Regions from separate parts of the Mus musculus genome. Here region 2 is linked to region 1. The links are chromatin loops, found by intact Hi-C in ENCODE. Cell type or tissue: gastrocnemius. All regions are shown on one strand. Each heading gives the region's core, and the rest is flanking DNA. Links, peaks and the distances in the headings are about the cores only. Region 1 overlaps Fchsd2 (FCH and double SH3 domains 2). Region 2 overlaps Atg16l2 (autophagy related 16-like 2 (S. cerevisiae)).

Region 1 (15,458 bases), core at 6,817-11,816:
GAAGCTGGAAAGAACCCAGATGTCCCTCAACAAAGGAATGGATTCAGAAAATGTGGTATATTACACAATGGAGTACTACTCAGCTATTAAAAACAATGAATTTATGAAATTCTTAGACAAATGGATGAATCTGGAGGATATCATCCTGAGAGAGGTAACCCAATCACAAAATAACACACATGATATGCACTCACTGGTAAGTGGATATTAGCCCAGAAGCTCAGAATATCCAAGATACAATTCACAAATCACATGAAACTCAAGAAGGAAGACCAAAGTGTGAATACTTCAATCCTTCTTAGAAGGGGGAACAAAACACCCATGGAAGGAGTTACAGAGACAAAGTGTGGAGTAGAGACTGAAGAAATGACCATCCAGAGTCTGCCCTACCTGGGGATCCATCCCATATACAATCACCAAACCCAGACCCTATTGTGGATGCCAACAAGAGCTTGCTGACAGGAGCTTGATATAGCTGTCTTCTGAGAGGCTCTGCCAGTGCCTGACAAATACAGAAGTGGATGCTCAAAGCCATCCATTGTACAGAGCACAGGGTACCCAATGAAAGAACTAGAGAAAGGACCCAAGGAGTTGAAGGGGTTTGCAGCCCCATAGGAGGAACAATAATATGAACTAACCTGTACCCTTAGAGCTCCCAGGGACTAAACCACCAACCGAAGAGTACACATGGTGGGACTCATGGGTCCAGCTGCATATGTAGCAGAGGATGGCTGATGCATGCCTTAGTCCCAGCCTCAGAAACTCAGGCAGGAAGACTTTGAGGGTAGGCCAGGCTACAAAGGGAATATAGAACCAACCTAGGTGGCTTCCCACCAAGGCTGATGACCTGGGTTTAATCTCAGAGACACACTGTCTTCTGCCTTCCATATGCATGTGATGACCCACGTCTCCACATCTCCTTGACCCCAAATAAATGTTTTTTAAGAATACTTTGGCCTTTAATCTCAGCACTTGGGAGGCAGAGGCAGGCAGATTTCTGAGTTCGAGACCAGCCTGGTCTACAGAGTGAGTTCCAGGACAGCCACGGCTACACAGAAAAACCCTGTCTCAAAAAACAAAAACAAAAACAAAAACAAAACAAAACAAAAAAAGATTAGTTTGAGAAAAGTCACAAATATTTTCTCTTATTAAGGAAACTATTCAAGAAAAGTATCTCCAGGGGTTTTTGTTGTTAAAAAGACATGGCCTCATGTAGCCTAGCCTGGCCCCTAACTCATTATATAGCTGAGTCTGACCTAAACTGACTGACCATCAGGTTCCCAGTGCCAGGCATTGGGATTGCGGCCAGCTTCCTCACCAAAATCAACTGTAAATGTTTGGTTTTACATCAATTTAAAAACACAAGGAACCTGTCTTAGGTCCCAAATTTTTTTTACTCAATTTTTAAATTTCAAAATTATATACATCAGTCTAAATCATATAGCAAGGGATTCTGAAAACTGAATGCACAATGAGTGGTGTGGACTCTAATAATCTGCACACTACCGTTTTGAACCACAGTTTTGTTCAGTAATGAAGATGGGTGATCTCCATTTATTTTTTCCTCCTTAGTTATTACTGGCTCTCTTATATTTTCCTTTTCCTCAGTCAAGTAGGTAGTACTGCTTTCTCTTATAAACTCAGGATCCATTTTTGCTTCTGGTTGCAGCGGTTTTCCAGACAGTACGTGAGGAACCTCAGGACAGCTGTGTTGCAGGTCCACAGCTGAACCATGCGTGTTTATTTTTAGTGCTTCGACGGCTGCAGCTGAATCAGAAGCAGCTGGAGAGGTAGTGGACTGGTCAGCGGCTTCTGCTTCACTCAGAGGACAGCCTTCTCTGACTCCTTTTCCCTTTCCTTGAAGCCCAGCAGGATCACTACATTCTTGCAACTTTGCATGGATCTGAACCTGCTCATCAGTGACCTGAAGAACCTCAATCAGCCAGACACCTTGCCTGCTTCAATGGGGAGCAAAGGACCTCTTCAAGAAACCCATTAACATTTTCTTCACTGATAAACAATCTTTCCTCCAAGGAATCCTTGTTCAAGCCACAATACCACTCTCGCCAAAGTCCGTGGCTCTCTGAAGATTTTGCCAGTACTATGACTGCATTATTTAAAGAAATGCTAGTCTCCGGTTCTCTGGTACTCAACTTATTCTCTGGAGGAAACTGCAAAATGCAGGAATAACCCAAGTCTTGTGTGGAGAAGCACAATTCGTAACTGACTCGTGGCGGGTCCCCTTCTGCTCCTCATTCGTCTGGACACCAGGGTCTCCTCACAGGGATTCCCGCTCGCCGCCCGGGAAAGCTGAGTAAGGGAGGCTTTGGTCCCCAGGAGGAGTCCCTTTCCCGAGGTCTAGAGGTGCCACCGAGTCCCCTCCGAAGTCCTGCTCTGGCTCGAGCTCCCCTTTAGCCCCGGGGTCTGGGGCTCCCACACCGCTCTTCTTCCCGTGGTCAGCTCAGGTTCCATCTGCAGACTCTTCCTAATTTTATTTTCAAATCATTAATTGCTAAGAGTATAGACACACAACTGGTTATTATGGTTTGATCTTGTTTCTAAAGTAACTTTGCCAAATTGCTTTTTTATCTGGATTACTTCAGTAGTTTTTATATTGTTTTTATGGCTATATAGAGAATTATGCCATTTCCAACTAGCAATAATTTTTATTCTTCTCTTTTTAACCTAATTGTTTAAGTAAGGACCTTGAGTATAGCAGTGCAGTATAGTCATGAGGGTAGTTTTTGATCTTGGTAAACATGCAGTATCTCACTATGGAGCATGGAATTAACTGTTGGCTTGTCACAAATGGTATTGTGTTCTACAAGTTCCCATTTATTTCTAGTTTGCTGAGTTCTTGCTTTGACCACAAGAGTATTAAAATTTGTAAAATGTCCTTTTTCATATCCATTGTTTTTTTGTTTGTTTTGAGGCAAAGTCTCACTGTTATATAGCTCTGGCTATTCTGGAACTAGCTATGTAAGCCAGGCTGGCCTCAATCTCACAGGGATCCACCTGCCTCTGCCTGTCTGTCTCTTGAGTCTTGGGATAAAAGATGTATGCCACCACAGCCAGCTTTTCATATCCACTGTAATGATCATAATTTTGTTCTTTAATTGATTAAATTCACTTTTCTGGTTAGTTTTCAAGATGATATATATAGAGATAGATAGATAGAGATATAGACATGCATGTATATATATCAATAGACAGTTTCCAAAGAAATACAGGATAAAATTGTCAAGTTATGACCTGTTTATTCAATGAGCTACATTACTAATTGGTAGTGTTATCTTTTGCAGGCAGAGAGCAGGCACGTAGAAACACACTATACAGGACAGTAGAGCTGCTTTTGGAGCTACCATTCTAGAAAAAATTTCCCCGGCAACATCTGCTTCAGTTACTTATACAAAGCATTTCATAAAATATTAAGGAGAAGAGCAAGCTTCATAAATAATTAAAATTTAATAGAAGCTCCTAGGGCCAGCTGTTTCCATTTACAGGATGAAAGCTATAGAGAGCACTTAAACATTTATATATGTAGTGTCTGCATGAATTACCTTACAGCAACCTGGGACTATGTTACGTTGTTAGCAAGTGGGAAAAACAGATTTCTACTGAAACAAATAATAGTGTAGATTAAAAAAGTCAAGATTTTTAAACATTCCATTCAGTTAGCAATCTCTGGGCTGCCTTCTGAACCGTAACAGAACAGCATAACGAGCTGTTTGTAACAGAAAAACACATGGTATAAAACTCGTGGGTGTGAGCTCTTCTCGCTTACAACAACAGGGCACATCTCCAAGCTACATCATTCATATTGAATTTTTATTCCTATCACTTCCAGTCTTGACATAAGAGCATCTCATTTACACCTCACCCCCAGGGAGAGAGAGGCTCCTGAGCGAAAGCAAAAAATAAGAGCTTATCTCTTTGTATCCAAAGTAGTTCATAAATTCTTAATTCATTTCAGTAACAATAATATAAGAAAAATAGATGAAACACCACCGTAGAGTAACAGTACAGTAATGGAAGCATTGTGTGACAGAGAGAAGAGGAGAGAGGTGCAATCTCAGGCTCAGTCTATCTTCTTTTCCATAAAACAAATATGGGATTTACAATGTAAAAAACACCAAGAATATCCAGAAAATCAAATACACGCACAATTATTAGCCAGTTTTCATGCCTACATTTTTTTTATTACTTTTGTTTTTTTACAGTCTAGTCATTGTCCCCATTCCGGATGCCTACATGTTTTTTGTTTGTTTGTTTGTTTGTTTTTATTAGGTATTTTCTTCATTTACATTTCAAATGTTATCCCAAAAGTCCCCCATACCCTTACCCCACCACTATCACTTCTTGGCCCTGGTGTTCCCTTGTACTGAGGCATATAAAGTTTGCAAGACCAAGGGGCCTACATGTCTTATAAACTAAAAATAGTGAGATTTTCTTGAAAAAAAAAAAAAGTAAAGAAATTTCAAAGAATCCTGCCAAAAGATAACCTGACAAAATTAGAATAAAAGCAGATTACAGTTTCCAGTAAAGCTGGAAATGAAAAACATCATCCACACTAAATGCAAAATTCAGGGAGAAGGTGGAGAAATAAGAATAAAAGTTTCTCATATCAGATTATAGTAGGAGTAGGGTGTGTGTGTTTGTATTTAATTGATTGAAAATAAGAAAAATAAGTTTTTCAAGCAAAAGCAAGAACACTTAAGAATATAGAAAGAAATACTTTAGATAAGGTAATAATTGAGGAAACAGATCACTGAAAAACAAAACAAAAAGTATTTCTGTCAAAATTAATAAAACTGACTGGTAAGTGTCACCAAAAATAAAGTGCAAGCAAGATGGCCTCAGAGACACACAGGCTCTTAAAAGATGGGCACCACCATACCTGGTGAGTGGACAACTCTATAGGAAAATGAAAACTGCCAGGATGTACTAAAATACAGCAAAAGATGAAAAAATTTTCAGAAAACCCGAATTGACCATTAAGCACTAATTTTTATTTACAGTAGTCAAAAACCATTATTATGCAGAAGGAACAAAATCAGTAAGGTTTTATAGACATTTTACTCTAATACTATCTTATGATTTCAAACACATATATTAAAATTAAAAGAACTGGCTAAGTGTAGTAGAGCACACCTTTAATCCCAGCACTTTGGTGGCAGAAGCAGGTAGATCTCTCTGTGAGTTTAAGGACAGCCTGGTTTATATATTGAGTCCTAGGTCTATCAGAGCTACACTGTGAGACTCTGTCTCAAAAACAAAGGAATGATTGTATGAATGAATAAATCAATCAATAGACTAAACAGATATCCACAATGAACACCTGTATACTTATTACCACAATTCCAAGATTAAGTTTTTTCTTCTTTTTCTTTCAAAAACATATTCATCTACTCATCCATCCTTCTTTCTACACATCAATGTTTTTACATCTTTTATGGGTTCTGGGAACTTGGCATCTTAAATACTTTTCCTTCTTTAAATTTGTAATGTAGATTGATTGATTTTACAAGGTTGAGTGTTTTGCCTGTATGCGTGTGTTATGTGCAACATGTGCATGTCTAGTACCCATGGAGGTCAAAGAGGTCAGATCCCTTTGACCTGGAGTATAGTTGGTTATAAGCGACCCACCACATGGGTGCTGGATCTGAACCTGGACCCCTTGAAAGAGCAATAAGTACTCTTAGCTGCTGAGCTCCCCGCAGCCCCGGTAATGTGTTTCTACCATAGGATCAGGAGCTCAGGCACACAGAGACAAGAACACTTGCATTGGGAAGTGTTCAGGATAAAGAATCTGTGTGCTTTTCTCATTCCTGTCATGTGAAAATGGATACCCTGATTCCTAAACAGTTTCTAAAGACATGACTCAGTTCTCATTCTCCTTCATGGATGGATGGATGGAAGGAAGGAAGGAAGGAAGGGAAGAAGGAAGGGAGGGAGGAAGGGAGGAAGAGGGAGAGGAAGGATTAAGGGAAGGAAAGGAAAGGATTAACTTAGGTCTTAGAAGTAGTAGATCTAGATAGAATGTATATATTTTAAAATGGATACAGTCAGGAAATATTCATAATGCATTTTCCAGAAAGAAAAGTAACATTTACATAATTTATCTCCTAAAGCAAAGATTCACCACCCTTAAAAATAAACATAATTTATCTGAGTCTGAGAAAAGATAATCATATTTATTTTCTTTGTATATTCAGTGTGGCATGCTGGCAAAGTTAATAGATCAATAGTTTAAATGAAAAGATCATTACCAAAGGATGACAGCATATAGAAAGTGAGTTTAATTTGTAAAAAACTAAACTCCAAGGCACTGTAGAATTTATTTTTAAATTAATTATCACATGCTACATTCCCTGTGCTCATTTTTCTTACTGTCTGCATTGATAGATGACCTTGTTCTCTTTAATGACTGAGTTGAATGGATTTGAAGTTCCTGTGAGCAGGCCATTCTTCACTGATTCTTCTCAAAGGCAATATGTATGGCCACAGACTGATGGCTAAGTTAGTCTGTGCATCATGTCCCCCCTTTCATTCAACTCATCCAGAAAGTGTCCCATTCTCTCACTTTGTTAAGGAGAATTTTTTTCAGAACTACATCCTTTAAAACATGTTTCTACTATTATTAGTATCTTCAGGAAAGAGCTTTAGATTATGACATGGCAATACTAGTCATTGCATTAAAGACACATTACCTTGCTGGAGTTTTCTAGTAAAAACTGGAATGTATTCTGTATAGCTTGGCAAGTTTCTAGCTCGGTCCGGCTGAAGGCTATTAAATAATCCTTGAGGTGGTCATACACGTTTCCATCAAGAGCCTGAAAGAGAGGAATATTATAGAAGCCAAAAATTATGATAGTGCTTTGGCACATAATTCCTTTGTCTTTAAAAATGTAGAAATGTTCAATTTCAAAACCTATTAATAAACTGACAAAAGGCATAGAGCATTACATAAGAGCGTGTGAACAGTGAGCAGTTACTAGGGTAGTGCTGAATTTCTAATGAATAGCAACCAACAAGGGGAAAAATCTAATATTGCTAAAGCTTAGGAAAAAAACCAGAATATTTTGGAGACAAAAACATCTAGTTTCTGATCTTTGCTTATCTGCTTCTGTAGCCACTTCATGACAATTAGATGTAGGAATTTTACAGGGACTATCAGAAAGAAAGAATCCAGGCACAGAGCCTGGAACACATATACAATAAACACAAGTCTCCTCCATTAGTGGTAGAATTAGGATTTAGTATATATTTGCTACAGAGCAATCTGAGAGAAAACATAAAATGTCATGAACATTTATGCCCACGTGTTTGTCTACATAGATTACACTCCCGTCACGCACATCTTAGAGAGGTCAAAGGGAAAACACTCAGCTCTCATAGATATTCTAAGAACTTTCCTGCCATTCCAAACTATCAAAACAGCAGCCTTATCTTTTAAAAATCTACATTTTTCTCTTCTCATCAATTAACAAAACTGTCACGGAGCTAGTTTTGCACAGTGACTGTTGCTGCTCTCCAATGAGAGCTCCCTAGTTCTCTCAAACACACAAAGTGCCAATGAGCTTTCTTTCATAATGGCTTTCAAATTTCTTTGTCTCAACAAAGCTGCCAAACCTTCCTTTGTTTCCTAGACATTCTAGAGGTCATTTCAGCGTGTGTGCATGTGTTCTGGATTGCAGTATTATTTTTTTGTTACGTCCAAATAAAATGTTTTTGTTTTAGAGTTTCACTTCTACCTTTATTTTAGCGTTGGCACCTGCTTCTAGTTCCCAGGGGAGACACACAGGAGTAGAACTGCCTTTGGCCATATGGCAACTTTGTTTTCCAGAGTGCTGCACCCTATCAACCAACAATTCATGAAGATTCTCTGTGTCCTTGCCACCACTTATTTGTGTGTGTGTGTGTGTGTTATTCATTGTGCTCTTTATTGGTATTATTGTTGATATTTTATTATTTTATGTGGATGAGTGTTCGCCTGAATGTCTGTCTGTACACACATAGAGTGTACAGTGTTCATGGCAGTCAGAAGAGAACATCAGATCTCCTTAGACTGGAGTTACTTGTCTGTGAGTCCCTTACATGTTTTGCTATATACTGATCTATTTTCTATGGCGAATTATCTAATTCAAACCTTTGGCTTTTTTTTTTTTTTGAGACAGGGTCTCCTGTAGCACCACTTGAACTTGTAATACAACTAAAAGTACTTCCAACTTTCAAAGAAAAATATTTACTTACAGAAGACATACATGCATCATGGTGCATATGTGGCAGTCAGAGTACAATTCTGATTTTTTTTCCCCGCTGTGCTGCAGAATCTGGGGATCCAACTCAGATTGTTAGGCCTGCACACAAGTGCCTCTACCCACTTAGCCATCTCACTGGCCCACCCTTAGCTTTTGACCCTTTAGTTTCCACCTGAGATTCCAGGTATGTGCTGCCACACCTGGTTTATACAGTAATAGAAACTGAACTGCTGGCCAAATAGTTCACTAACTGAGCTACATCTCCAGCCTCTGCTTCATACATCTCAGTTGGAGTCTATTTCTGATTTCAAATGGCAATAACTCTTTATGTATTGTATATAGCAGAGTTTTGCAAGATAAATAATTTGTAAATATTTCCTTTCATTTTATGGGCTGCTCTTTTCACTTTCTCAAGTATCTTTTGAAAAACGTGTTTTAAACCAAGTGGTGGAGGGATACATCATTAATCCCAGCACTTTAATCTCAGGGAGAGGCAGGGGATCTCTGAGTTCAAAGCCAGCCTGACCTACAGATTGAGTTCTAGGACAGTCAGGGCTAAATTATGATATCTAACATTGTTCTTCTTTCTTTTATTCCTTGAATGTTATTTATTTATTTTATTCCTTGTATGTTAGTATGTTATTTATAAGAATCATGTATATAAATTTTACAATAATTATTTTTGTACTTTGTGTCTGGCTTTTACATCAAGCTTTTAATATAAAATTGACTTGAAATAAAACAAAACCTGTCCCCGAAGCAGAGTAATAGTGCTGAATCTTCTTTTACCACTAGATGGCACCATTGAGTACTATAAACAGGCAGTGCAAATAAATGCCTTAAATATATTTAAAAAATTTTAATTAGATATTTTCTTTATTTACATTTCAAATCTTATCCCCTTTCCTAGTTTCCTCTCCAAAAATCTCCTATCTCCTCCCCCCCCCCCCCGCTCCCCAACCCACCCACTCCAACTTCCTGGCCCTGGCATTCCCCTATACTAGAAATGCCTTAAATATAAACTTCAAATAGTTATGAACATTTTGGACACTGTAGTGTGTTGAGATGGAATTAAAATTTCTACCTTAAATCATGATTTTCATGAATTTGTTTTAAAAAGAGACATGTTTTCTGATATGAAGTTTTTGACTTAGAAATATTCTTAGTAGCTCATCCTAATAATCTTGTTTGGAAGAAATAGCTCATTTTACCTATATACAAGACATGATAATATAGGTATCATGAACAAGGCGTGCAGTTTAAGGTGAACTATATTCCTATGTAGTCTGAATGATATTGCTATTGAGTGTCAACTGTACTTAGGCATTATACTAGCTATCTGAGTATGAGTACCAGAAAACAGGGAAGAAAGGAAAGAAATCAAAGCTTTTTAACAGTTAACTAGCAGTGCTAGTGATCAAACCTTTGCACTTCGCACATGCAAAGTGTACACTCTAACACAGAGCTATACTGCTAACCTACCAAGTTCTTTTGTTATTTCTTAGCAATTTCCTATTCCAGTTATTTCTGCCAACCCATTTCCTTTCAAGATAGTATTACATAGCCCTGGGTGGTCTGAATCTCACTATGAATACCAGGCTAGTCTCAAATTCACAGAGATCTGCCTGACTCTGTCTCTGGAGTGCTCAGATAAAAGGTATATGTAACCATGCCTGGTCCTGACATCCCACTTCGCACTGCATCAGGGAGGATACCCCTGACTTGTATTTTATATGACTGACTATTCAACACTCTTCCCTGGCCAGGCATTATGTTCAGGATAGGTTTTGTTTGTTTTGAACTTTACCACTGACCGAATAGTTTGGACATGGCTTCTGTCTGACCCCTTGTTCACCTGTTTGCCATTTCCCTTCCCTGCAACACTTTCCCTAAACTAAGCCTCTCTGAGCTCTACCAGCACTTCTCTTGCCTCTGAGCTCACATGTCACATGTCACAGGCCCTTTCCTCATCCTCTCTCCCTGCCTTGCTCATTATCATTCAGCCTTAAGGGCTTCTCTTGATCGCTGTGAACTCTGGATGGTTCTTGTCTTTTTACCTCGTGGCTTTATCTTGTGCTTCTGACGCTTGCCTGTCCTTCTTTTGGTTATTGAACTCTATGAACAGGAAGGGCCATGCCAGTCTGTTTAGCATTGAATCTTGAGGGTCAAACATGGAGCCTGAAATACTGACAATGTTCAGCAAATAACTGTTTGATAAGTAACGTATTGGATCAGAATTTATAGGTTTAAAACTATGGGTGAATCCACATTAGCCCTCATGACTGAAAAGCCTGATGGTATTACAGCAAAAGAGAAGCAACTGAGTTCACAAACTGTACGATGTGGAAGGTCCTAAACTTAAAAAAAAAAAAGTGTGTGTGCACTAAATAAAACGTTGCCTTCTTTTTCCCTTTTATTATTACAAAATAACTATAGTTTATATCAACCATATTCCAAACTCTGTCTTTTGGTTATATTATAAGAAAAACCTTGATTTGCACTGATAATTGATTATAAATAATTAATACTTTGCCTTCCTATATTTTTATTCCTCTTCAACACAGATCAAAAGCCTTATAGTAGACTGCTGAGACCCTACTGTCTTGGGTCCTGAAACCCTGACTAGGGATGGTGAGGGAATGAAGAAAGGACGCACAGACAACACACAGCAAAGCAGGGGTCAGATGGGGTACTACTACTTGCTACCGTGGGCAACTCAGAACCTCAGTGTGTTTTTTAGGGACTGGACGTGGGGAGGGGCTAGTCTTGTAAACAGCAGTCAGGCTGAGGCTGTAAATATCTGGGAGGAGGGAGCTTCAGTTGCTGCTTTCAGAGGTCACTTCCTTACACACAAGACTCTGGAGGAAAGCTTTTCCCTCTTGAACCTGGCCCACATGGCAATGGCTTTGACAATTTCCCATGGGTCCAAGGCCTTGGAGACCTTGGCATGGCTGTGCCCATGTTGACACTACACATTCACCCAGGACTACACACACTCAGGGCTTCCTCTGCTTCCTATAGTAGACAATTTTTTATTTTAAAGTTGATCAAGCAAATACAAATGATAATATGTTTCTTAAATTTTTAAAGTAAAAACTATTCTTAAAAATTATTTTTAATTATTTGTATCTGTGGATGCTCATGGAGACTAGGGGTATCAGATCCCCTGCTTGGAGCAGGCAACTGTAAGCAGCCTAATGCAGGTGCTGGCATGTGTACTTGGGTCCTACTGTGCCATCACCCTGTTCCCTTAAAGTAAGAACTATTTAAATGGTAAACGATAGGAGAAGCAAAACTCTGAAGGTGTGACATGGGCATACATAGTGATGGTTCATGTGAATAGTAATTTACGTGCTCTGTATGACTTCCTGGATTGCCTCTAATACTTAAAACTTTAGTAGGTAAGTCATCCAAGTGTATCTTTCAAAACTTTTGACTATTTAATATGAGTTTTCAGTGGCTTTTAAAATTATTTTATGTGTATCAGTGTTTTGGCTGCATGTATCTATGTGTACTATGTGCAAGCCCAGTGCCCACGGAGATCAGAAGAAGGTGATGGAACTCCTGAGACTAAAATTACATACAGATGGTTGTGTGCCACCATGTAGGTGCTGGGAATCATGCCAGGGTCCTCTGTAAGATCAAGAAGTGTTCCTAACTGTGGAACCAACTATTCATCCCCTTAATACAAATATTTAGGAAAAGAATTCTGTAATACTTAAATTGAGAAACCATAAGCCTTAAGTCAGGACATAGGAATAGTCCAACGGCATTTAAAAACCCAAAAGCACTGAATTTGAATGTCTTTAAGCAGCTGTGTTTCTTTGTGGTTAGCTAGAGACTAAATGGAAATGTTTCTCTACATATTCTTTCTGTTTTTTTTTTTTTAACTCATTCTATTTGCATGGTCTTTAACATCTATTGAGTATGGAATACAAGTTCATAAGGGCAAGTATTCAAATAGGAAGGGAAAAGGGGGGCATCATAAAGACAAAATGAGAAATGGAATTCTAGTGTCCTCTACTCAACATGTGCTTTACAGGAAAAGTATGAATTTCTTGGAACTTGCTCAAGAGGAAAGTTATGATGAGCTAGGAATTAGGAGAAAAAAACATGTCGTTTTTTTTCTAAGCATTTGATGTAATTTCCCCTTAAGAGAGAACTTTAAACAGTGGCCTCCTTATTTAGATTCAGGAAGGTCAGACTCTGTACTCAGCATTACCCTGAGATCTTCCTTCAAGCTGACTAGAAAAACAAGCTCCTCTTTTTCTGAGACCACTGGACATTTCTAAAATAGTGCTGGGCAAAAGTCAAGGAAATAAATATCAAGATGATAAATGTAAGATAGCTTAAAATTAAATCATGAAATCCTTCAGTCCTCCTCTGCTGACACTGGAAGAAAAACACTGATAGTCAACTTGCTTTTATCTGTTTTCAGAAGTCCCCAAATTGTAACAGTAAATAAAAAAAAATTAACCTTTTATAAATCTAAAATCTAAAGAAATTAAAGCAAGTCCTGGGCTGCATTTCTTAAGTGTAAATATCTTAGCCCATGACTCAATCTGCCGAGTGATATGAAGTAAAATTAGAAATACCTTATCTAGTTTTATACTTGGTCATTTCACTTAAAAGCTCTGAGTTACTTTAGGTTCTGTGAAGAAGAAGCAAATAAGATAGTTTTTGAGTTACAAAGCAAAGCAAGGAAAGACTCTAATATTGCTTTTCTAAAAGTTGTACTTTCTACTGAGTACCCACTAGCAGGAAGAGATATCAGGCTGAGAGATTTGCCCAACTACTGTGGCCATCTCCAGTGTGCTGCAATCCTGGAAGACACAGGCTGCAAGTCCCCTACCACATAACACGCATTAAAACCCTAGATCCACCACTTAGCAACGTCACTCTAGAAAATACTCAAGCTTCTTGATCAAATGCACTCAAAAGAATGTTACTTATAAAGAAGATGGCAATAATAAAACTGAACTATTTTAACCAGAAAACTTCAATGATTTCCCTTTTACCATAGTAAAGGATTTTAGTGACAGATTGGTTTCTGAATCTGACTCTGTCACGAGTTGGTGTAAGGTAATCTTTCATTCTAATTTCCTCACCTATAAAATGAAATAATAGCTTCTCATGGAATCTGTTAAGAGGTATTTTATGTGCTATTTTAATTACCTATTTCTTACATCATGTTTTTAGTAATGATGTTTGTAGCATGTGTCTGGAAATTACAAGTAGCATTTTATTTCAAAACAATCTGGTTTGGATTAATACAGCACAATATTAGCAGCATACAGCAAATTAGTTCTTATATTGCTCCATTTTTCCCCCTCTCTGGTTATTACTACTGTGAAAAACATATGCTGCATTATAAACCATCACAATGCTTTATACATATTGTTTTGTGTTGTGACACACTCCCTCTCTCTCTCTCCCTCCTTTCCTCCCTCCCTCTCATTTGTAAACAGGTTTCATGTAGTCAAGGCTGGTCTTGAACTTCTTGTACAACTTGAATTTCTTTCCTTTTTCTTGCCCTGAGTCAAGGTCTCTCTGTGTAGTCCTCGCTGTCTTGAAACTTGCTAGGTAGAGCAGGCTAGCCTCTAACTAAGATCCACCAGCCTTTGCCTCCTGAGGGCTAAGATTAAAGATGTGTGCCACCAGGCCACACCATGGACTTGAATTCTTAATTCTCCTGCCTCTACCTCTCACGCGCTAGGGAAAGAGACATATACTTCCACACCAAACCTTATGCATTGTCTTTCAAAGCAGACCAATATTAACCAGTCATTCTTGGACAGGATAATTGCAACACATTTACCTTTAAGTTCACAGACTCTTCTACTAGCTCAGCTTTGTTGCCAAATCCTCTCAGTATTTATTTATCTGGGCAGTGCTGAGGGATCCAACCTAATGCTCTAACATATTAGAGAAATGTTCTGTCACTAAACTAAACTCCAGCATAGTTATTTTACTTTGTTTTCTTTCCTAAGACAGAATTCTACTGTACAGCCCTGGCTGTCCTGGAACTCACTCATTAGACTAGGCTGGCCTTCAACTCAAAGATGTCCCCCTGCCTCTGTCTTCCCAGCCAGTTACTTCACTTTTTAACTTTTCATTCATCTTAATCATTTCAAGATCCTTATTGATAATTTTTTTAAAATTTGGTGAACCTTAATTTTATATTCTCCTTATGCTCTTTAGATATAATTAATTTTAGTTCTTTGAACACATTAAAATAAGGAATTTAAAATCAGTGCCTAGTAGATTTCAGGAATAAAGTTCCCCGGGGGACATTTTTTAAAAATTTTATTTTATTTTTAATTTAGTTTTTACACTCCACATTCCATTCCCTGTCCCACCCCCATCCACCCTCTGTCTGCTCCACATCCCACATCTCCTCCCCACCCCACCCATCTCTATGTGGATGCCCCCCCCCACCTGACCTCTAAACTCCCTAGGGCCTCCAGTCTCTTGAGGGTTAGGTACATCATCTCTGTATGAACACAGACCTGGCAGTCCTCTACTGTATGTGTGTTGGGGACCTCATATCAGCTGGTGTATGCTGTCTATTTGGTAGTCCAGATTAATTGAGACTGCTGGTCCTCCTACAGGATAGCCCTTCTCCTCAGCTTCTTCCAGCTTGTCCCTAATTCAAAAACAGGGGTCAGCAGCTTCTGTCCACTGGTTGGGTGAAAGTATCTGCATCTGATTCTTTCAGCTGCTTGTTGGGTCTTTCAGAGGGCAGTCATAATAGGTCCCTTTTTTGTGAGCACTCCATAGCCTCAGTAATAATGTCACATCTTGGGACCTCCCCTAGGGACATTTTTTATACTTAAAAACATTTTCACATCTATCTATCTATCTATCTATCTATCTATCTATCTATCTATCTATCTATCTACCTACCTACCTACCTACCTATCCATCCATTCATCCATCCATCCATCTATCTATCATGCACACGCTATAATGTACATATGGAAGTCAATAAGCAACTTGTAGGAGCTGGTTTTCTCATCATGTAGGTTCTGAGGCCTGAGCTCAGATCATCAACTTGGCTGCAAATACCCTTGTCAATTGAGTCATCTCACTAGCCTGCTTATTGACTCCTTTTTCCTTGTGCATTCTTGCTTCTTTATATGTCTCAAAACTATTTTGTTAGTAATCAAAAGATATGGAGGACACTTCCTACTCATC
Region 2 (15,458 bases), core at 1-5,000, 58 kb before region 1:
GTAGGTAAATTAGAGATAGCTTGAGCCCTGGAAGGAGACCTCCCTATTTGACCTTACAGCCACCAAATGTAGTGGCTCCTGATGACTCTCTGAGACTCTGAGCTCTTCCCACTGGCCCTCAGGTTCCAGGACTATCAATGTACTTTCCTACTGCAATGACGTGGTGTGCGGGGACCACATCATCATCAGTGGCCACAATGACCAAAAGATCCGGTTCTGGGACAGCAGGTGATACAGGCCTGGGTGGTGGAGGCCACTGAGTCTTCGTTCCTTTCTCTGGCTGTGGGAGGCAGGGTTATGGATAGTATGGCTGTCAGACAAGCACTGCCAGTGGGTGGCCTCAGCTGGGCATGGTCTTTGAGGGTTCAGCATGTCTGGGAAGCTGTGCCACCTTCTTAGCGGCTCTTAGTCAGCACTGGACTCCTTCCCAGGCCTTACAGCCAACACAGACAAGCACCTTTTTAATATTATCACCACTTTTTCATAAAAAAAAAAACAGCAACAAAAGAATAGCTGCTTTTTAAAGTAATAAGCCCATCGTTAAGCATGAATGGATGACAAAGGCAGAGCTAGAGCTTTGCAGGTCTCTGCAGCCTCTTTTTGAGATTGCTCCTTTGCTAGGGGTTGAACCCAGGGCTTTGTGTCTGCTAGGAGAATGCTCCCAGCCCTTTTTATATTCTTATTTTGAGACAGAATCTCAATAAAGTTTTCCAGGATGGTCTTGAACTTAGGATCTTATGATTCTCCGACCTCAGCTGTGACTACCTGCCAGTGTCACCCTATCTGGCTATCACTGTTACTCTTTAGTGATCCAACTGTCTAATCCACAGTGGGAAGGGGCAGTAGTTTTGTCAGCCTTAGCCCCAGTGATTCACGCCCTGGGTTTCTCGAGACTATGTTACCTGGGAATGTGGCCACATACAGCCTGTCCAAAGTGTCTAAGGATGTCTCTTCCGCGTCCCTCTCCATCCCTAACCCCACAGGGGCCCTCACTGCATCCAGGTCATCCCCGTGCAGGGCCGGGTTACCTCCCTGCACCTCAGCTATGACCAGCTGCATCTGCTTAGCTGTTCCCGAGACAACACACTCAAGGTTATCGACCTGCGAATCAGCAATATCCGACAGGTGTTCAGGTACTGGCCTGGGCCAGTTGGGGCTCTCCTGTGCAAGCAAAGTCCCGGGAGGCACTCTAGCGTAGAACCTCTAGACTAGAACCTGCTGAAGTGCTGGTCCCTTTTCACATCTGGAGGAAGACTGGAACACTGGTTGCAGCTTCTCTGACTGCAGTCCTATTCTGTCCTCAGGGCAGATGGCTTCAAGTGCAGTTCTGACTGGACCAAAGCTGTGTTCAGGTGCGTCTGGGAGGTCATGCCTATACATAGGCCTGTGTTTGTGTGCCTACACTTCTGATCTTCTCCTCTTGTTCTGCTGTGACCTGTACAGCCCTGACAGAAGCTATGCACTGGCAGGCTCTTCAAACGGCGACCTGTACATCTGGGATGTGAACACCGGGAAACTGGAGACCAGCCTACAGGGACCCCACTGGTGAGCAGCCTACTGAAAACTTCCACACGCAAACTTCCATGTTCTGATATGTCCCCAGACCTTTCGCATGCATTTGGGCTCATTACTACCATCCTGAGAGCCCATTTTATAGATAAGGAAATTGTCTTGGGCTTACAGAGGCTTCTCAAACCGCCTGCTGGTTGGATGTCCAGGGTCAGAGTAAGGCTGCCTGCCTGCTCCTGCTGCCCTCCTGAGGTCTGTCTTCCCTCTTCAGCACTGCTGTTAATGCCGTGGCTTGGTGCTTCTCCGGGAACCACGTTGTGAGTGTGGACCAAGGCAGGAAGGTGGTGCTCTGGCACTGAGTGGCACAAGTTCCCTGTATGGGTTGGACTCTGAAGCCAGAAGCCAGAGAACAGCTTCCCTGTGCTCAGGACTCCAGAGCTGGGGTTGGGGTCTACTACAGAATTCATGTGAGGGCCAGGCAGGACCTGGCCTGTTTGTTAAAAATCAAAGTGTGGGTTAGGAACTACAGTTTTGTTTTTTAAAATCTATTTGTTTACTCTCTTCAGTGTTAAAAACTGTATCTAAGCCGTGTCTTGCCTCTTTGAAGCATTTGTGGGTACAGAGACACTTAGACTTAGCCTCTTCTTTTTCCATAGAGCTAGGGCCTTGTAGCAGAGCTTCTGTCTGGGAAATGGGCTGTTCCAGTCTAGCTGTGGGATAACATGAAGAAAGGCTCAGGCAAGGGCAGCAAAGAGCAGCTTTTCATCTAGGGAGTGGACCTGATGGAAAGGGTGAATAAACCAGAGTGACATCGGAATAGCTGGCAGAGGCCTGCCTGGAGCCTGGGACAATGGTCTGAGCTGTAGTCCTATGTCCTGGATGATGGGTGGCCTCCTGCCACTATCTCCTTCCCTTGTATGTTACCTCTGCCCTTGCAGCCACAGTGCCAGTCTCTGGGGCGACTGCGCTTAGTGCTGCTCTCTAAAGGTGCCTTCACTCCCCTAGACTTGTCCTGATACAGTTTCCTCAGCTTTTGTTGTTGTTTGGACAGGGTCATGTAACCCTGTCTAGTCAGGCACACATGTAATAGCTCAGAATTTGTGGAAATCTGGCCTCAGCCTCAGTGTCGGGGTGGCAGGCACTGACTGCCTCAGCCCTCAGCATCTAAGGTACCATGGTCAGCATGGCCAAAAGTCCCCTTTCTGCCTTCAGAGAAGTTCGTCACTTTGGTCCTACACATGCTTTTTCCTCTGCCTTCAATGTCCTTGTCTCTCCCAACGACAATTCAGGTTATCTTTTGGGACCTCTTTATTGACAGCCTATCCTTAACTGTCAGGCTCAGTAAGAGGCCTTGGTCCCCTACTTCTAGTTTGCCTGTCTTCTTAAAACTGGGAGCAACTGTAAGAGAACAGTATTCCCTGCCTCCAGTCCTGGCCCCAGGAAATACTTCCTGGGTGGTTATATTCTCTTGCTTTGCAAGTTCAACAGTGGAAGGTTCCAGGGATGGGACATTCCAGCTCCTCAGCCTTGGCCATCCCCTTGGCGCAGCTCTCAGTGGCCACCAGGGGTCACTAGTTTCCTGGTCAGCAGTTTTGTTTTATTTTGTTTTTTTTTTTTTTCTTTCTGCCTTTCTTCTGGGAAAGACCAACTCGCCCAGTGGCCACCATTACTGAGGATCACCCAGACCTCGGTCTTGCTCTGGCTTCTGAGCCTTATTTGTTCCTCCTAAGCATTTGTGATGGAGCACGTTCTAAAGTGAGAAAAGATTGTCATTCAAGGTAACACAGCTATACACAGCTGAATGGTTCCCGCATCACTCCTTGCAGACTTACTCATTTATGTAGCTGAGTGTGACCTCCTTCCTGCCTGGGCCTTCACCTCCCAAATATGTATCCCCATATGGTGTTGGAGACTGGAACCTTGGGGATTTGTTTGGGTCAGAAAAGCAATGTACAAACTACATCTTCAACCCACATCCTCTCTTTTTATACAACTTTTTTTGTGTGTTTGAATATTTTGCCTGCATGTATATAAGTGCATGTGTACGTGCTTGGTGCCCACAGAGGACATCTTAAACTGAAGTTATGGACGGTTATGAGCTGTCATGTGGCTTCTGGGAACTGAACCCAGGTCCTCTGCAAGAGCAGCAAGTGCTCTTAACCTATGAATCATTTCTCTAGCCCCTGCACCACAAAACCAAAATTTCAAGAGACAGAGGCTCTCAACTGGGCAGGGTTTTTCCACCAGGGGTACACAGAGCTGTGCCTAACCTGACACTCCCAAATGCTCTTTCACCTTGGACTCTGAGCTGAAGATTACCTCTGGAGGCATGTGCTAGGATTTGAGAGTGAGTCCTGGGAGACTGCTGTTCCAGCCACAGCATCTGGGCCAAGTCCCTGCAGATGTTTCCATCGTACCTCAGGCAGTAGTGAACTATTTTAATGACCCGTAAGAGTTACCTAGGAAATGTGACTCACTCCTGGGTACAGGGACCTCTCTGCCCCTTCAGTTCTCTTGAGGAAGAGCCAAGGCCAGCAAAGGAGAGATTCCTAGGGTTCCTAATAAAAATTAGAATAGCCTGAGCTTGCCTAGCATCACAAAGCACAACTATATGAAAGGGGCTTAGCTTAGTTGGCAGGATGCATGCTGAGCCTGCATGAAGCTCGGATTCAACCTCCTGCATCACATGAAACTGAGTATTGTATATTATGCCTGGAATCCCAGCACTTAGAAGAGGATCAGAAACCCAAGGTCATCATGATTTGGAGGACAGCTTAGGCTACATAAGACTGTTCAAACATTTTTTTAATTTTAGAGAGGCCAAAACAGCAAAATATTGGTGAACTTTCTGATTCTCTTTGGCAAAAACTAGACTCAGGTTCAGTAGAGGGGACTGGCCTAGTCTTGTGGAAACCAGTTTAGCTTCTTCTCCCACTCCTATCTTATGAATCTCAGGGAAGTCATAATGTTTTCCAGGCTGTTATGTACCCCTCCCCACTATGGAACGTCCTTCAGGGGTTGATATACAGATGTGAGGCCTGCTGCCTGAATTGGCTAGGCTCAACCCTTTCTGATCCTGAGACCCTAGGGAGAAGAGACAAGTCCTGTAGGGATCCTATTGCCAGTGCTAGCTCAAGCCTGTTCTCGAGTCTCTCGCCTAAGATGTGAGAAGCCCCTCCAGTGCCCTGTAGACAGTCTCTAGAAGAATCCTGATAACCAGGTGTAGGCCCACTTGTGAGATTCAGATATACCGTGGGTAAGTGCCATGTCTGCTGCAAGTATATCCACTAGTAACTATCTTTAGTTCACTTGTACATCATCTTACTAAATCTTCCTGGATCTGAGGCAGTTTATATTATCTTCTCACTTCCAAGTTAAAGATGAAGTTGAGGGCTGAGACTTAGATTATGGCAGGCAAATCCATGCACGGCAGAGGTTGTTCATGGGTCTCCACCCAGTTCTTTCCCTGCCCCTTACTGGTGTGTCTGGCATATAAACCTGTGAACCCTAACTCACAGGTTTTCTCTATTATGCTTCAGGATAACATTCCAGAAACATGTTCCTTGAACAGCATTCTCAGGAAAAGACATGAAGGAGTCCTATGTGTTTTCTTGGCCACTGATCCAAAGGAAAATAGTCCAGGAACAAGACACTCTTTGGTGTTCTCGTAGTTCTTGGCAGCTCATGCTTTTATAAAGCAAACCCAGCAAAATCCCAGGAGGAAACAAAACTTGCTATGTCAAGTTGCAGGATTTCAGGAAGAAAAATGTTTATTCTCCCCTTGACCTAAAATTTCTGTAATTTGGTTTTATTTCTGACACTGTGTGTGTGGTATGTGTGTGTATCCAACTTAAACTAAATAAATGCAGAGGCTCATTGCAGCCAGATACTGTCCTAAGGCTACTCAGAGATGGGCAGTAATTAGAACCAAATCCTGAAGCTGTGGCTGGAATCCTTGCACAGTATGACTGGTGTGGTCCAGGAGTGGCATCCTAATACAGACCATAATGGCTGCCTTGTCTCTGGGGATGAGTCCAGGGATCTGAATTTTCATTTTCTTGTTTTTTTAATTTTTCTTTTTCTTTTCTTTCTTTCTCCTGTATCTAACTGATCTAGGGAGAGAATTGGATAAGCCCATCAAAGTCACTTCACTGCATCGTTTCTAAAAATGGGGTAGTGGCAGCTGGGAGGAAAAGATGTTCTATTAAGTAGTGGCAGGGCTAAAGCCAGGTACTATCCTGCATTGACTTTGACTTAGGGCCTGGGCTTAGAGAGGTAGGGGTCAGGGAATTAACAATGAGTCTGTGGCTTGACAGTCTGGTCAGCTCCTGTGACAAAGGAAATCACCATGGATGGCACTGAGGTAGGACAACTGGCTAAACTCTGGCCTAAATTAAAAAGACTAGTGTCAGACTTGAGAGTGAGCTTTCACTGCACAAAATGTATCCTTATAGTCTTCTAGATCTATGGCACTTCCAACTCCATTCTTTCTGTGGGTTACTAAGAGGCTAGGGGATGGAAGGAGACCCTTCTTCCTGAAGACCTTGAAGGCTGAGAGATGATAGTGTTGATGGTGTTTGTATGCCACCCTCTGCTACATACTTTGTCTCCTTCCTGAATGAAGGCTTCTCCTCAGGCTGCAGGACACAGGATCAGTCCTTGTAGCTGCCCCACGTGGCTCAGGCAGGATTTACTAACCCAAACCTGACTTCTATGTCCATGTTGCTCCATGTACTTTTGATGGAAATGTAAAAAACTCATGCAGTTCTTTTGGAGCCAATTTGGCAAACATTTAACCCTTTCTGTCAAATTCTACATTTACACTGTTAACAAATTTATAAAGAAGTATATACAATGATGTTAGCTTCAATTTCCTAAAAGCAAATGGCTAGATACTATTTAAATACCCGTCACTAGAGGAACCATTAATTATATAGCCAAACAATGGAATATGCAGCCATCAAAAAGAATGACAAAAACATGGCTGGCAAGATGGCTCAGTAAAAGCTTTTGCTGTATAAGCTTGACCACCTGAGTTCAACCCACAGAGCCCTCAGGGGGAACACAAACCAACAAAAAACAGGTTACAGTGTTGCATATTTGTAACCTAGCACTTCTATAAGATGGGTGGTGCAGGAACATGAGAGCCAGCTAGGTTAGGGTGCACAGCGCAGCAAAAAAACAAGACCCACCTAGGCAAAGTGCAGAGAGCCATCTCAAAATTTGTCCTGATCCCCAAATGTGCTGTGGCACACACACATGTTTGCACTCACATATCATACACATAATCAAAAAGACAATGACAAAAACAAAGAAAGAAAGTAAATAAAAAGATGACATAAACTCCAGAGTATTATCTAATCCTGCTCTAAATAAGCAGAGTAAACAATACATGCCCAGGAAAATGCCAGGAAAGGTTTTAACCCTGCCCCAGGTAAGTGCTGGATCTGTGAGTTCCTCCACATCCATGGCTTAGTGAGTAAAAGGTTTTATTGCACAGGCGGGGCCACCCAGAACCCATAATGGAACACCAAGGTTCCTCCTTGACTTGTGGTTGTCTGGAAGCCAGAGAGACTCAGCCTGTAACTAGATCACAGCATGCCTTGTTTTATGGTCTTGGCCTCAAATACATGACCTGTCTTTTCTTCCCTCTTGCTGGACAAGAATAGCATCAGGGTCTGTGATGTCTGGGTGGACTCACTTCCTGCTCTGGGCACATGATACGTGGTTTAAGGATGGCCCACAAGAAGCATCCTCTCTCTCAAAGCCTGCCTAATCAACTCTTTATCAGGACACTTGCAAAACTTAATTTCATTTTTTATTATTCAACATTTTATACATAATAAATACAAACTTTTTACAGCCACTGTAAAGAAAGCGCACCTGCACGGAGGCTCCCTTTGAGCCCTGACCTGTGCATGGTGACGCCGGGTTATTCGGCCTGGAGAGAAGGGTTATTTATTTATTTATTTTTAAAAAGGAGGCATATTTTTACAACTTTGTTTCTTAAAATAAAATTAGCAGCTCTTCCAAAAAATATTTTAAAATATAACAAAAGAGTTCAAATAACTCTGAGGTTGTGGGAAACTCAAATCCAAGGACAATTTGGTTAGCTAAACAGAATACAGGACTGGTAGCAGGAACTGCTCTATTATAAGCACTTTGAAGATCAGCAAATTTGAAAATCTTAAAATACCCTTTTAATTTTTTAAACTTAAGAATAAGTTTGATAAACATAAAAAGACCTCAAATAGATCAACAGATAAATGTAAAAACCAAAAATCCAAATTCATGGAGAAGATTCATCAGAGTATCATTGCTAAAGTGATCAAATGACTGAAAATCCCTTCAGCTCCGATATCAGTCAAAAATCCCACGGGGACATGTGACCATTTCAAGTTTTTAGAGATTCTCAGAAGGGATGGAAATTTCAAAGCATCATACAACCTTTAAATCTGTAAATTTCTTTTCCCAGCCAAGGTAAAAGAGGATTGGCAAGCATTGCTTTGTTCCCTAGGTCAAGATCTACCGTCCACAGAGTGCTTGACCTTCTAGGCTGAGGCCAGGGCGCCATGAGGCTCTTCCCTGACCTGCAGAAGGTGCTAGCCTCCTTGGTCTCACCTGGGCAGGTGTACAGTCCTGTATCCTTTCCACAGAAAGCAGGCTTCCTCCAGGGCCCATAGATTCTTCACTCTGGACAAATGTCAGGGCAGTGGGACCTGAAGCTGTACTTTCAGAAGGCGACAGCTGGTCTGCACCAATCACAACCCAGATGTCTAGGCCAATACTCTGGCTTGGGAATAAAATAATATAAGGGCCTCTCCAGTAGAGAAGCTGAGCAATGTAGGCCTTTGTCCTCAATGCAGCCAGACACTTGGATTCAAAGGATACTGGTCAGAGGGTATACACTGTAAAAACCAAGAGGAAACATACCCAAAGACAAAAGGAACATTAAAGTGGCTCATTTCAGATGTGGAAGCTCCATTTCTGCTTCTTCCTTAGCCTCCCTTCTAGTCTATGTGATGGGAAAGATGTGGCCTCAGCCCCTCCAGGTTAGCCCACTAATACTAAATGAATGGCATAAATATTAATACAAAGGACACTGTTATTTTAAATCTGTTAGTTGAGGAAGAGATGTGCATTATGCAATTGGCGCTAAGCTCAGGCAGTCCACTTTCTTCTCAATAAGGTTGCATTTTCAGTATGGGAATGAACCTGGGGAGGAGCCAGCCTCTCCTGGATTTCCTTACACAGTCAACTTGATTTGAATAACAATCAGAAGAGCAAAATCCACTTGAGGAAAGATGAGATCTTTGCCACAGCCCTGTGCATGGCCACAGTAATATACTGTACGAGTTCACACAATTGGTAATTCTGGGTCTGTGCCCTGGATCTAGGCCTGGCCTTGAGTCTCATATAAAAATGGGCCACTATAAGGCATGAGAGCTGCTCCCCTCTGCTTCTAGGACCCGCTATGATTTGTGCTATGGTAGGAGAGATGACATAAAAAACGACAACAAAAAAGGCACAATCAGGCCAACCAGTCCCATCGAATCCTCCTTGGTTTTGCTCCTTTCAAGAGTCATCATCATGCAAAGGTGCCTAAAAAATGAGACTGGCCAAACTCCAAGCCTGGCCTTGATTGTAGCAGTAACGGAAGGTAAATCCACTGTCACACCAGTGTGATCTCCACGTCCTCCATCTTCTCAGTTGTCCGCCGGTGGTTCTGTGTGGGTGGTGGCGGCGCCGCCCGAACCTGAGCAAGAGACAATTACAGGGTTATCGGCCTCTTGACTCAGAGGCTAGCACGTGGAACGCTCCAATGCTCCTCTGGATGTTCGCTGACACCTGAGGGCCTGGGAATGTGTTCACTGCCCTGAACAGCAGGCCCCATTCTGCATGAAATGCTAGGTCAGACTGCTTGTTATGCTGGAGGTACCAAGGCATGCTAGTTGCTGTAGTCCTAAACACTTCTCCAAAGTAAAGCTGGGAGTGGCAAAGAGAAGGCACAGTATGGGGACTGGAACTGCTCTATCATGTCTCCAAGGTCAGCCATGGGGAACAAGGCTGGAGAGGTGGGGCAGGTAGTGAAGGGCCTTATTAAGTTTTAGTAAGAAACCAGGATAGTCAGGCAGGGTGGCACACACTTGTGATCCCAGCATGCAGGAAGTAGAGGCAGAACTGCAGAAAGATCGAGGCAGCCCTGGGCTACACAGTGAGGTTTTTGTCTCAAAAAACAAACCAAACCAAATAACATGGGACTGGAAATGTAACCCAGTGAGAGTGCTTGCTTAGCAGGCTCAAGGCTCTGGATTCAATTCCCAGCACTGAAGAAAGAAGTTAAAGGAGAAAGAAAGAAAATAAGAAACTTTATTCTCTAGGCAGAGGTTTTGGTTGGTTGTACGGAGTATCAGATATGGGTGGGAAAACATGACTCAACTGCGTAGGAAGAGACTGTCGGTGGGTGGGCTAGAGTTCTTTGGAAGATGACACTGGTCACTGGTCACCTGAATAGCGCAGACTAGTGGAAGGCTCTGAGAGTAAACCTAGCAGGACCTGTCACTGTTCTTGGGTTGAGGGGTAGGAGGCTGGGACCAGTAAGGCAGGAGAAATGATTCCAGGACAGGGAGGATGGAGTGGCAAGATGGAGAGGGAACAAGTCCAGAAGGGAAGAGAGTTACTTCCATTGCTGAGTTTGCAGGTTTGGGAAATCTGAGGTGGGATCCCACAAACCCGAAGCTTATGAGGAACATGAACGTGGGAGCTGTTGGTAGGGGAATGACTTTCATGGTCATGGGAGTGGAGGAGATCACGCGGGAAGAGTGAGTTCAATGGCTTCAGCTGACGCAGCTGAGACAGAACAAGGATGTGTATGGACAGACGAGTCCTCTTTACTCCCTGCCCTCTGCGGAGCCTGGCAGCCTTGCTGCATGGTCACCTCTAGCATCCTAGTGGCTCCCTGCATCGGTTCTGCTTCCCTCCACTCTCTCTATTACGCTGCCAGAGAATTTTTTTCTTTTTGAGACAAGGTAGCCCAGGCTGGTTTTGAACTCATGATCCTTCTACCTCAGCTTCCCAAATGTTAGGAATTTCAGGCATGTGCAACCATGCCCAGCCAGTAGTAAGGTTCTAAAAAAAAGTATAAGCAGCCAAAATGCTATCCTGCTCTTCACCTTCCAATGCCTTCCCATAATAACAGAGACCCATAACTCCAACAAGGTTCTCAATGCATATCAGCTGAATGAATGAAGCCAGTGGATCAAGGAATCAAAAGCTATACTCCACAAAACTGGAAAATCTAAAAGAAATGGATGTTTTTCTACACAGATACCACTTGCCAAAGTTAAGCCAAGATCAGGTAAACTATTTAAACAGTTCCATAATCCCTAAAGGAAGAGCAGTAGGCATTAAAAGTCTCCCAACCCACTAAACCAAACCAAAACAAAGACCAACAAAAACAAATCAAAGCCCAGGTTTTAGTGCAGAATTCTACCAGACTTTCAGACTTTCAAAGAAGAGCTAATACCAATACTCCTCAAATCATTCCACAAAATAAAAACAGAAGGAACATTGCCAAAATAATTCTATGAGGCCACAGTCACCCTGATACTTAAACCACATGGAGACTCAAGAAAAGTTTCATACCAATTTCCCTTATGAACATTGACGCAACAATACCTAATAAAATACTCACAAATCAAGTCCAAGAACACATTAAGAACATCATCCATTATGATCAATCCCAGGGATGCTGGGGTGATTCAAAATACAAAAAAACATCAATATACTCCACCATATAAACAAACTGAAAGAAAAGTCATGGGGTCATCTCATTAAATGCTGAAAAAGCCTTTGATAAAATTCAATACCACTTCATGTTAAAAGTCTTGGAGAGATCAGGAATTCATGGCTCATACCTATACATAATAAAAGCAATACACAGCAAGCCAACAGCCAACATTGGATTAAATGGAGAGAAACTTAAACCAATTCCACTAAAATCAGGGGCAAGATAAGGCTGCCCATTCTCTTCCTATCTATTCAATATAGTACTTGGAAGTTCTAGCAAGAACATTAAGACAACCAAAGGAGATAAAGGGGATACAAATTGGAAATGAAGAAGTAAAAGTATTGACATTCACAGATGATATGATAATATATATAAGCAACTCCAGAAATTCTACCAGAAAACACCTTCAGCAAAATGGTTGGATATAAAATGAACTAAGAAAAAAAAATCATTAGCTCGTCTTTATACAAATGATAAAGAGAAAGAAACTAGAGAACATCCTTTATAATAGTCACAAATAATATAAAATATTTTGGTGTAACTCTAACCAAGCAAGTGAAAGACCTGTATGACAAGAACTTCCAAGTCCCTGAAGAGAGAAATTGAGGGAGATCTGAGAAGATGGAAAGATCTCCCATGCTCATGGATCAGTAGGACTGATATAGTAAAAATGGCTATCTTAACAAAAGCAGTCTATAATTTCAATGCAATTCCCATAAAAATATAGGAACCTACATATAGGTTGATAAATAAAATCCAATCAGAGACCCCTAAAACAAATCTACACACCTACAGACACCTGATTTTTGGACAAAGGCAAAACCATACAATGGAAAAAAGAAAGCATCTTCAACAAATGGTGCTGGTTCAACTGGATGTCTCCATGTAGAAGAATAAATAGACCCATATCTATCACGCTGAAGACAACTCAAGACCAAGTGGATTAAAGATCTAATATAATAGCCTTGAATGCACTGATACAGGAGACAACTTCCTGAGCAGAACACCAATGGCTCAGGCTCTAACAATTGATAAAAGGGACCTCATGAAATGGAAAAGTATCGGGTTGGCTCTCTCCCATGGGATGGGTCTCAAATTGGGGCAGTCATTGGTTGGCTGTTCCCTCAGTCTCTGCTCCATCTTTATTTCTGAAAATCTTATAGGTAGGACAAATTTTCGGTTGGAGGTTTTGGGGTAGATTGATGTCTTCTTTCCTCTTCTATAAGTCCTGCCTGGCTATAGGAGGTACATACTTCAGTCTCTTTATCACCCTCTGATAGGAATTTCAGCTAGGGTTAGACAACCTGTATCCTCTCCTGTCCTAGGCCTCCAGCTATTATCAGAGTTATCTCCACAGATTTCCATTCTCCCTCCCAGCCCTCTCCCACCTTCTTCTCTCCCCACATCTAATCACCATCTCCATTTCCCTCCTCAACTCCTCTCCTACCCATTCTCTACCCATTCCCTCTTCCCATCCATATCCAATGACTATTTAGTTTCCCCTTTTGAGTTAAGAGTCATGCATCTTCCCTTGGTGGTGGTGGGGGTAGAGGGGAGGTGGGGCAGGGAACACATGGCTCAGCCGGTAAAGGCTGGGAGTACAATAAAAAATATAGCCTTTCTTTCTTATAGTTCTTTTTACTTCCCCCAAGTATTGCATGGCAGATCAGTAACAAAATGGACCATGTGGGAAAAATGAATTTATCATTTTCAATTTGGAAGAACTATGCAATCTATAACCCTTCAAGATAGGGGACTTACAGGCCGCAGCTTGCCATATGAGGTGTCAGGAGTCTGTCTTGAGGCCTGTGAGAATCCTGGTGATTCAGCATGAAGGCTGTTTTCTGAGGAAGAGAATCCAAGAGGTTGATGACTGGACAGTAAAGATGCTAGTGTAGATGGAAGTGGTGAGGGGCAGATGCCCAGAGCTCTTACCATTGGCTGAAGGAGACCGGGGGAAGAACTGGGAGCTCCTCTTATCTGGACTGGGATACGGGCTGCTGGGTGGCTGGTCATACAGAGGCAGTGGAGGCAGGGATGTGTGAGGCTTGGGGGATGGAGAGATCTGCAGCAAAGGAGGCAGAGTTACTAGGCGATCTACTCAGGAAGGAGAGCTTAGCTGCTTTGCTGCTCAGCATGCCTGCCCTGGAGCTAAAATAAATCCTGAAGCTTCAATTTTGTGTTGCATTACATTTTTCTACTGACGCTATCTTAAACCATTTCCAAGTCTGGGGTTTCATTGTCTTTAGTCTATCAGGCAAGTCAGTTAAGTCTGTGAGAACAAATGGTGTCTCTGTGTGTGTTTCTGACTTCTCTAGGTTTTCTACATGTCAGACTAAAGCAGTCACAATCCCATGCCTTACCCTTCCATCTGTCATGTCTGCTGGAACAAGAGGACAAGTAAAACCGGCACTTTCCTGTAAAACCACACTTAGCTGTGGTAGGAAAAATGAGCCCCCTAGAGCTCTGGTAGAACCTGGGAGAGACAGAGGTTCTCATATGGTAAGGCAGCCTGGTTAAGGGCTGTTGTGGAAGCTAGCTGGAAACAATACACCCTCTCCCTTGCTTCTTTCTCTCTAGCAAAATCACCTTTCAAATGTCCTATGAAACCTAGTATTTTAATGAATTCAGAGAAAACAGTGTGGGAAAGAGAGTGAGATGTAAGGTGGCCATTTTCTACAAGGTTTTGACAAGCCTCTAATTTCTAAACTCAGTTATGTAAACACTTGGCTACTATGGAGAAGAATGAAGGTGAGGCTTATCGATCTTGCTCCTTTGCACGTGCCTGGATCTCTCTTGTCCATGGAGTGTCGCCATTCTCGGAGGCTGAGAGCTCTTCCACTAGCACCGATGGGAAAACACCGATTCGACCACTGAACTCCCCTTCCCAGAAGCCATCATCATCTTGGTTTTCTTTGTTCAAGATGCGAATAATTGCTCCCTCGGGAAAGGACAGCTCATCATCTGTCTGGCCCTCATAATCATAAAGTGCTTTCACAAAACAGACTGGAAGCAAGAGAAAGACAAACTGGTAAGAGACAGGCAGGCGCACTGCTTTTGTCCTTGTTTTGAAAGAAGGTCTTCTCTGTAGCCCAGCCTGGTCTCAAACTTGCAATAAGCCTCCTGCTTCAAACTCCCAACTACAGAAGAGCAGGTGTACCCATAACGTGTCTAGCAAGATGGACTGATTTCACAACCACCCTTGCTTCACGACAACTAGTGAGCATGACACGAGACAGGGTAAGTTGTAAGTCATTATTCACTGAGAGTATCTTTATGCTTCTCCTGATCAAGACTAGTGCTATCAATTATAGGAAGGAATAGGTGCTTTTAAACCTACTGAAGGCTAATGTTCAGGTATTAATTTATGTAAAAAACATAACCAGATTGAGTGTCTTATTTTAGTCTTTACCACTGGCATCTCCATTCAGGCTGCCTGAAACGAGTTCTGCTTCTGTGGAATTGCTGGATGTGTGTGACCGACTGTCCAAAGCAGCCAAAGACTGTAGCATGCTCAGTAGGCTGTTCGAGGTGGGAAATTGTAGGTACTTTTCTGGCACATAACCCACTTGGCCAACTTTATTTCGAGCCTGGGTAAAATGACAAGGGGAAAAAAAACAGGTTTGTATACAGAATTTGGGCAGAGCATACCAAGAACCAAAACAAATGCCTGAAACATCACAAGAAGGGGTGATATGAGCAAAGGAATTATACCTTTACCCAGTCTTCCATATCTCCATCTTCAATCACTTCTAACACCTCATGTTCCTCAATGGTCAACTCATCTGGTTGAGAAGCCTGCAATGTAGGATGGCCATGAACAAAATCAAAAAGGTTAGATAAAGAGCAGATGTGAGCTGGTCATAACAAAAGCCAGGGGCCAAAATATCGAAATGATTTTGAGAAACAAAATTTCAGTGTTGTAAAACTATCATAATGAGGTGAAGTTTTACTTCCAAAAACTAAACAAAATAAAACTGCAACAGAAACTGGATCCTCAAGAGGTGATCAGGTTCAGTGAGCAGAGTGCCCTGCTGGAAGCAGAGGGTTGGCTCCAGCTTGCTTATCTGCCGTAGGCTATTCAGCATAATACCTCCATGTACTCCAAATGCCAACCTTGCCATTCTCTGAAGAATGGTGGTCAATGTGGCAAGTATAA

Evidence for each region. Hi-C counts contacts between places; a loop is a spot of excess contacts. Peaks named below come from ENCODE experiments on the same cell type or tissue, not always from the same donor. Only the 100,000 strongest peaks of a DNase experiment are listed, where the experiment ranks them.
Region 2: it touches region 1 in a loop (2.9-fold over the local background); 6 of 42 quality-filtered maps call a loop at or near these places.

Annotation. Positions count from the first base shown.
Region 1 is chr7:101,225,247-101,240,704 of GRCm38, reverse strand. It overlaps Fchsd2 (FCH and double SH3 domains 2), which reads right to left. Exons shown (of 20, transcript NM_001146010.1): 9 at 6,711-6,833. Among named protein-coding and RNA genes, the nearest start is that of Gm50587, 26 kb to the left of the region's middle. In gastrocnemius, for the core only: a CTCF peak has its summit at 9,054 (motif pointing right); no DNase peak of the experiment used is centred there.
Region 2 is chr7:101,276,257-101,291,714 of GRCm38, reverse strand. Atg16l2 (autophagy related 16-like 2 (S. cerevisiae)) reads left to right here. Exons shown (of 18, transcript NM_001111111.1): 14 at 123-228; 15 at 984-1,133; 16 at 1,305-1,352; 17 at 1,444-1,545; 18 at 1,781-2,099. The coding sequence ends at 1,868. Fchsd2 (FCH and double SH3 domains 2) reads right to left here. Exons shown (of 20, transcript NM_001146010.1): 15 at 15,014-15,097; 16 at 14,712-14,889; 17 at 14,085-14,305; 18 at 13,235-13,364; 19 at 13,061-13,143; 20 at 7,310-9,265. The coding sequence ends at 9,182. It overlaps LOC115486538 (a long non-coding RNA gene), which reads left to right and starts at 15,095. Exons shown (of 2, transcript XR_003946843.1): 1 at 15,095-15,458. In gastrocnemius, for the core only: a CTCF peak has its summit at 3,065 (motif pointing right); a DNase peak (open chromatin) is centred at 3,075; H3K27ac peaks cover 391 bases.